Regions from separate parts of the Mus musculus genome. Here all the other regions are linked to region 2. Evidence: chromatin loops called from intact Hi-C (ENCODE). Cell type or tissue: left cerebral cortex. All regions are shown on one strand. Region 1 overlaps C230072F16Rik (RIKEN cDNA C230072F16 gene). Region 2 has its middle 8.7 kb from the start of Gm33596. Region 3 has its middle 2.4 kb from the start of Tmem178.

What was found. Peaks named below come from ENCODE experiments on the same cell type or tissue, not always from the same donor. Only the 100,000 strongest peaks of a DNase experiment are listed, where the experiment ranks them.
Region 1: it touches region 2 in a loop (2.3-fold over the local background); 2 of 42 quality-filtered maps call a loop at or near these places.
Region 3: a loop joins it to region 2, with 4 times the contacts of the local background. A loop is called at or near these places in 5 of 42 quality-filtered maps.

What each region holds. Positions count from the first base shown.
Region 1 is chr17:80,926,137-80,928,636 of GRCm38, reverse strand. It overlaps C230072F16Rik (RIKEN cDNA C230072F16 gene), which reads right to left. Exons shown (of 6, transcript NR_131127.1): 4 at 1,695-1,869. Among named protein-coding and RNA genes, the nearest start is that of Tmem178, 17 kb to the left of the region's middle. In left cerebral cortex, no CTCF peak of the experiment used is centred here; a DNase peak (open chromatin) is centred at 1,268; H3K27ac peaks cover 1,173 bases.
Region 2 is chr17:80,799,454-80,801,953 of GRCm38, reverse strand. No RefSeq gene overlaps it. Among named protein-coding and RNA genes, the nearest start is that of Gm33596, 8.7 kb to the left of the region's middle. In left cerebral cortex, no CTCF peak of the experiment used is centred here; DNase peaks (open chromatin) are centred at 159 and 1,016; H3K4me3 peaks cover 379 bases; H3K27ac peaks cover 1,962 bases.
Region 3 is chr17:80,940,958-80,943,457 of GRCm38, reverse strand. No RefSeq gene overlaps it. Among named protein-coding and RNA genes, the nearest start is that of Tmem178, 2.4 kb to the left of the region's middle. In left cerebral cortex, no CTCF peak of the experiment used is centred here; DNase peaks (open chromatin) are centred at 623 and 1,447; H3K27ac peaks cover 1,766 bases.

The DNA of each region.
Region 1 (2,500 bases), 130 kb before region 2:
GAAGTTAGATGATAGATACATAGACACATAGATAGATAGATAGATAGATAGATAGATAGATAGATAGATAGATAGATAGATAGATACATAGATAGATAGATACATAGATAGATACATAGATACATACATAGATACATACATAGATACATACATAGATACATAATAGAGAGACATAATAAATAATGATGGATAAGTAAATAGATGGTGATAATGAAGAAGAAAAAGAAGATAGACAGACAGATAGATAGATACATAGACACATAGATCCATTGAAAGATTTCTTAAAAAGGATTAACTTGGGCCCTTTGAAAGAGAGAAAGTACATGCCCTGAGAGATAGTGCTTCTCTGAACTGGCAATATTCACTAAAGCTAGAACCTTCTGGCAGGTTCAAATTAGCTATCCCTAAGCCTGCTTGCCTCGTTTACCCATTCCTTTCTGAAGGAAAACTCTTCCAAAAAAGACTCAGGCCTGTGTTTTCTATTGCTTCCTTCTTCAGGTTCCCAACTGCCATGTACTCTTCCCTGGAGCACACATAGGCTGTTCCCTCCTTCTCCTCTCAGGATCTGTGAAGTATAAGTTTCATTTCCAATGGAAGTCACCCTCTGGGTTATTTCCCACAGTATATCAGAATACTAACAAAAACTACACCTTAAAGCATAGCCCTGTAGCCATAGGTGTTTGAAGCCTTGTTGATTAGCCCAGGATTCAGGCTCAGTTGCTTGGCAGATACTACTAGTAGTGTGGAAGTTGTGTGGCTAGGAAGATTGCTAGGTGGATAAAGTGCTCGCCACACAAGCATGAACATCTGGGTTTGGATCCCCCAGAGCCTAAGTAAAGCTATACACCATAGTGTCCGTCTGCAATCCCAGCACTTCTACAGTGAAATGAGCAGAGACAGGAGACTCCCCAGAAGCTCACAGGCCAGCTCACGTAGCTCAAATAGTAAGGGACCAGTCTCAAGCAAAGTAGATGGCAAAGACTGATACTCAAAGCTGTCCTCTGACCCTCACATGCTATCTGGGGCATACTCTTGCCCACACACCTTCCATAACCTCCCACATGTACACACACATAAAGATTCTTTTAAAAAGCAATAAAAATAAGGTGGTGGCTGTGTGATGAGATAGGATGACTTGTTTTACTCTGAACCATTGCTAGTGACACAGCAAACCTGATCATTTAGCATGTTTATTTAGAGACACTATGCACTAGCTAGAACAGCACAGAACCATCTTTTCACTCTGCATTGAAGCCAAACCCTTACATAAGAGTCTGGAAAGATTGAGGTCAGGAGAAAGCAGTTCTCCCTCACCATCCTGAACATCAAGATCTCATGCCTGTACCAGCCAAGGAGGAGGACCACATGAGGGATGACAGCTGTGGGAAGCCACATGTGCCGTTGCAGAGTGGCACTGACTACTGCTGGCCACCACGCATAAGTTTGGACAAACAACCAATGTGTACATATGCAGTAAAGTGTTTTGCAAAGACACTGCCTGGCCCGGGCATGATAATGAGGCTTTGAGAGTATAACCAATCAGATGTGAGACATGCAAATGAGGTATGATAATGAGGCTCTGTGAGGTACAGAGAGAGAGAATAACCAATCAGATGAGGAACATGCAAATGAGGCGTAGTGCATAACCAATCCGGGTGTGAGACACGCCTCTCCTAGGCCTATATAAGCAGCACCAGTTCTGGGCTCGGGGTCTCTTCGCCTCTGCAATCAAGCTCTCCCAATAAACGTGTGCAGAAGGATCCTGTTGCAGCGTCGTTACTGCTGGCCAGTCCGGCGCGCGCAAGAGACAGCCTTGACAAGGATGACAGGGATGACATGATGTGTTCTCTCTGGCCCTTTCCAGATGTTCTGCAAGAACAGAGTCAGTCCCTTAAGTCACTTCACAACACAGATCCTTTTCCCCTTCCACCGAACCACGAACTTGTGCGTTCTAGAGGGTGGGGCCGCTGTTAAAAAGTTGGCAATGGGGTGGGTAAGGCACTTGTTTTCCTTTAAACAATTCTAAACTCACGCCTAGGAAACTGCTGCAAGCCTATTTTATAGCTGAAGAACCCAAGACCTAGAAAAGTAGTGATTTACCTGGGATTAATGGCCTCATTGGGAATAGATTCCCTGTCTGAGTCCTTGCTCAGCTCTACCCTAGCTGTGTGTGTCACCGGAGCATATAAACTAACTCCATTAGCTTCCCTGAAAATGAGGACAAAAGGGCCACTCACAGGTTTCCTGTCTTGCTCAAGACTTGAAAAGTGCTTTGTAAACTCTGAAGAAGAAAAGAGTGACTATATATGGGTAGCAATCTCCTTAAGCTGGTGGAATGGGCAAGGGGTGAAGCCAGTGAGCACTCAGGCCAGTGGGTCTCAACCTGTGGGTCTAGACCCCTTTGGAGGTCGACCATGTAGCATTAGGAAGGTTGAGAACCACTGACTTAAACTCGTGGTCCCGCCCTGTCTCAGAAGCTAGTGCATGCTCTAGAAATCCG
Region 2 (2,500 bases):
TTCAGACACTTTTTTTTCCTTCCTCCCTGACTCATCGGGTTTCTTCAGGAACGCCTGGTGAGAAAGGGATTATGAAGCAGGCGAGGGAGCCAGCCTTTTTTGGCAGCAGAGACACACTTTGGTTTCAGATGCTGAAGATCTTCGAGAACAGACTCCGTGTGCTGGCGTTCTAGGCTGGAGTCCAGCAACAGTTCGACCGCAGATGAAGTGCTTCAGATGGTTGGCGTTGTCAGCCAGAGCCTCGAGGACTTTCCTGGGGCTACACCTCTCCAGAAGTTTGAAGATGTGGGGACAGGTTTGCCTTTCAGAAACGTGCGAATGTCACCAGCTGGGAGTGGCAGATGCCAAGAGCCGATCTGAAAACAGATCTCCATCTGGCAATGGGCTAGGCTTCCTGGGACACAGATTAGAATGCTTTGTAACCAAAGGGCGGAAGCACGAGTTTAGATTTGCACACATTGTTCCGGTCTTTGGGTCATTTCCTGCCTTTAGAATTCATTTCCTTTCCAGGTCCAACAAAAGTTTGATGAAGGGCGAGAAAGAAATTTCAGGAGAGGGTTTGCCACTGCTTTAGTTCAAGCGGGGGGTGGGGGCGTGGGGGTGGGGGTGGGGGGTGGGGGGGCAGTTCTGCCTCTATGCCCAAGGTCGGCGCCTTCTGTGCTCCTCCTGTCGGCTCACCCTGAGCCAGGATGGAGGAAGGCTCAAGGAAGGGAACAGAAAATAGAGAAGGGGGTCATCGGCAGGCGAGTCCGATGAATCCACTTGTTTCTAGAAAACAGGACAGGGATATGGGGGAGGAGGGAAACCCACGCGGTTTTAGGCAGGAGTGCTCTTCACCCACGCTCCCTTCAAGGACATAGCACCCCCACCCCCGAAACACACCGAAAGGTAGAGGTTTAAAGCAACTGCCACAGCCTGGTTCCTGACCTTCCTGAGTCACCCACATGCCAGCCAGGTACACTGGACGGTGAGGTTCGCTACACAATGACTTGCTTTGTTCTATTTCGCTCGTTTTTGTTTCACGTTTTGTTCCAACAAGGATTTCAGGCAGCAATAATAGCTTTTCTGGCCACACTCTTTTTAGGGTTGTTTTGAGCACTTTGAAACTGACACGAATCCTTACTGGAAAATGTTTCTGCAGATCCCAGCATGCCCTGAACACACTGTAGTTCTGCTGTGCACAGCACACCTTCACCCCACCACCACCACACCCACTTATATAACACACTGCAGCGTGGACCTTCTGGCCTTGGGGACTACAGGGACCCGACAAACTCAAGGCAGATCTGATGAGCTGTTCATTTCTCCAAAAAGTTTTGGCTCTGGACCAGTGGCTCTTGACCTTCCTAATACTGAAACCCTTTAATACAGTGAGTCATGTGGCCATGGGGGTCACCACCCACAGGTTGAGAACCACTGCTGTCAATCGTGAGCAATACAAAATCTAAGCCATGTAGTTCTAGCCAGGATGTACTTACGTGTTCTAACCCTAAGTCTCTCTAGGCTGTCAGCCCATACATCACATGCTATTATTTTGCTACATTCATCCATTTGAACACAGCAACTTACAGAGAGAGGATAGTACAATTTGGTGACCAGACTTTATCATGATATTGCAGAGCCCCACAAACAAAATCTGTTACTTCCCCATAATTTAAGGTCTGTGCTCAAGGCCACCATTGCCACCACCAGGAGAGGCTGGCTGTGAGGGGTGTCTGCCTTGGGCCATTGGTGCCATTCAAAAATCAACACAGCTGACTTTCTGAATAGCTCATTAGTTGTTCAGAGAGATGGCCTCCTATGACCTTCGTTGTTATCGTCCCTGTGGACATTTAGTAAGTTATGGGAGAAGGTAATGACTAGGAGAAAATTGTTCTGTATCAGGGTCAGGAGCACCTGTCTGGCTTGGGATGTGACAAGGGGCGTGTACTAATGGACCTGAAGGACATTAAGCTTGCTCAGAGAAAAACAACACAGCACAACCCCATTCATGGGTGAATTCTAAAAGTGTGCTCTCTAAAATCAAGAGCAGAATGCGGGTTACTAGAGACGGGAGGAAGTCAGAGAGGGAGGGATAGGGAAGGGCTGGTCAAAGGATAGTGGGTGTCAGCCAGACGGGAAAAACAAGATCAGAGTTTCTAGTCAAGGATACTTATGGATGGTATGGATGGTAGACTGTGTAGTCCCCCCAAAAGCTAGAGAGAGTGACTTTACATGCTTGTGGAAGAAGACATGGTGAATGAACATGCCTGCCCTGATTTGGACATCACATAACAAATACATACAGTGAGAGGTCACATGGTATCCAGAAGTATGTACACGTTTTACGTTCAATTAAAATTAATTCACAAATTTATTTCTTAAAAAGTCTGCCTGACTCCCCGCTTCCCACTAAGAGAGATCTTGCAGACATAGGCATTTGGGTTTTCTGTGACTGGGGCATTGGTAAACAAGTGCTTTTAAACTTTAGGGTGTCTAATGGGGACCCCAGCAGGTGACA
Region 3 (2,500 bases), 140 kb before region 2:
TCCTTGGGACCAAAGTACAGAGTGAATGATGCGCATGTATATTCTGCATGGCAAGGTGCCATACCCTGGTCCCACCTACACCCTTGGGGCCATGTCAGAGGCAGAAAACCATGCTGTACCAGTCCAGGACGGCTATCCTTATGCTCTGACACTATGAAATATTAATGACTGAAGAGATTATGAGGCATTCATTAGATGCTAAATGTCATTACTCCGTGCTTTAATGGGACTTATTAATTAGTGCCCCACGTCCGTTGGTATAGAGGTGGTTGATCTGCCTCCTATGGAATGGCATCTGTAACGGTGACACGAGATGCTGCTGCGATCCATGTTCATTGCTGCTTGGGCTCCACGTCTTCAGGGATTTTTTTTTTCCTGTGGAAGAGCATGTACCTCTTCTTAGCTGTTCACTTCACAGAAAGATCCCTTAAGCAAATCTTGGTCCTATCAGACCCCCATGCCCGTGTCTGCTGACCTGACAATGTGAATTATTGCTTGGATTTTTCCTCACAGCTTCAGCAAGAACTGTGATGAGCTCTGGGTCTAATTAAGGAAGACAAAGAATTACAATTTTAGTGTTCTTCTCACAATCAGCTTTTCCTTCTCAGGAAGCACTAAACCCGGCAGAGGAAGCGTTTTCAGGATTTACACAGAAATGATGGGACTTAGAAGGTTTCATTTATTTATATTCTATAATATGTGTAAGATTATAGATCTTTCCAGATATACAGAGCCCCTTTAACTGTGAGTCGAACTGGCATCTGAAATTAACTTAGAGTGCCCTGTGTCATATACATATACATATATACATATACACATATATACATATACATATACCATATGGCATTTCTCAAGATAGTTATTACAAGCCCCGAGACTGCTTCATGTTTAGTTGTCTTCGCCCCTTTATCATGTCCTCACCCAATGTACTACAAGGCACAAATACTCAGCCACATTTCATAGTCACATGATTATCATCACACTAACCCTGTCCCCAAGTGAAAAAAGGGTAGCAGAAAATCTTCTCAGTCACTGCTATGTGACTTAAAAGAACATAGTGTCCTGCCTATAGAACATGGTGTCTTATAGACCGTGGCATTTGTTCTGCCTTTGTGGAACTCTTTGATCACACCCTTCTTAAAAACCAGCATCATCCTCGGAGTTCATTTACGTCTCTGTTTAAAATCAACCTCAGCATATAATCTAAAGGTTATTCAATGATGGATTGCCTTTGACAGTATTTCATAAAAAATGTCACACATTACAAATATGGGCCAGCAGTGTGTAATGAGAGTGCTGCCTCTGCTGGTTCTGCATTATCGGCGTCGGAGAAAAGTGACATGTGATGTGTATACTGGCTTTGCTACAGCGACTGCACATCGCTTCGTCCGTCCACGTTTTCAGCCTTCCTCTGTTGGAGATTTCCAGTGATGAATTGTCACCCACCAACCCCAGCTGCTCAGGAGTGAGGAATGCCGAGATGAGAAAACTTCCCATCTTCATGCTGTCCCCAGTCTGGTGGCAAGCGGGGAAAACATGCACAGAACTAGAGGCAAGGGCTGTGGCAGAAATATAAACCGAGTGTTGTGGGAAGATGAACAGTAAATGACAGACTGCCTGGGGAGCGGGAATTCAGGTGGGCTGAGGACAGGCATCTGACTTAGTTCTCCAAGGATAGATTCAGTTTTGCCAAGGGAAAATATCAGCGATACTAGCATCTCATTCAGGTTATAACTCTTTGGTTTTATGTCCATCTAGTACATTTGGAAATTTCAGTGTTTATGGACACTGTAATACAAATACTTTTCCATGTCTTTAAGTCATCTAGTCGGACTAATCTAATGGCTTCTTACATGGCTCAGAATTAGCAGGGCTAGGACCTCAATATTTTCAAATGTTGCTTGCTTCACTCATCTAAAATTTGTCTTTGCTCTCTCCAGACCAAACACTCCAGTGCATCCCTCACTAAACAGCCCTGTTGTGAAGGGACAGGGAGAAATCTGGAGAATTTCCATCTGGGAACGTTACTGTATTTGAACATGTCCAAACCTCAAGCTCGTCTTTCCCTACGTTGTGTCTGCCCTGCCTCCAATCTCTTTTTCTCTCCTGTTGACAAGCCATATAAGCCACTCATACTCTGTGTTTCAGAATTTCGCAAATCATGTGGCTTTTTCCTTTGAAGTGTCATTTATATCTGTCCTTCTGGGTCTTTTCCAGTAGCCCGTGCTGGGGTGGCAGTGCTCTCCTTGGTCCCCAGGATTTCAGGACCAGCTCTTCCTATAGTCACCACAGATACTGTTGCCACTGCATCCTTCTTAATGTCCCTTTCCTCCTGTCACCTTACATGCCCCACTCTTTAGCATAGAGAAAATAACTCACTGTATCTCCCTAGGGCCTTCTTTGTTACTGTTAAGTATTCCCATAGCATTTAAATGCCCCAACTGATGTGTTGGCCATTTTAACACTTTTGCCCTCCTCAAACACATTCGCTATAATATCT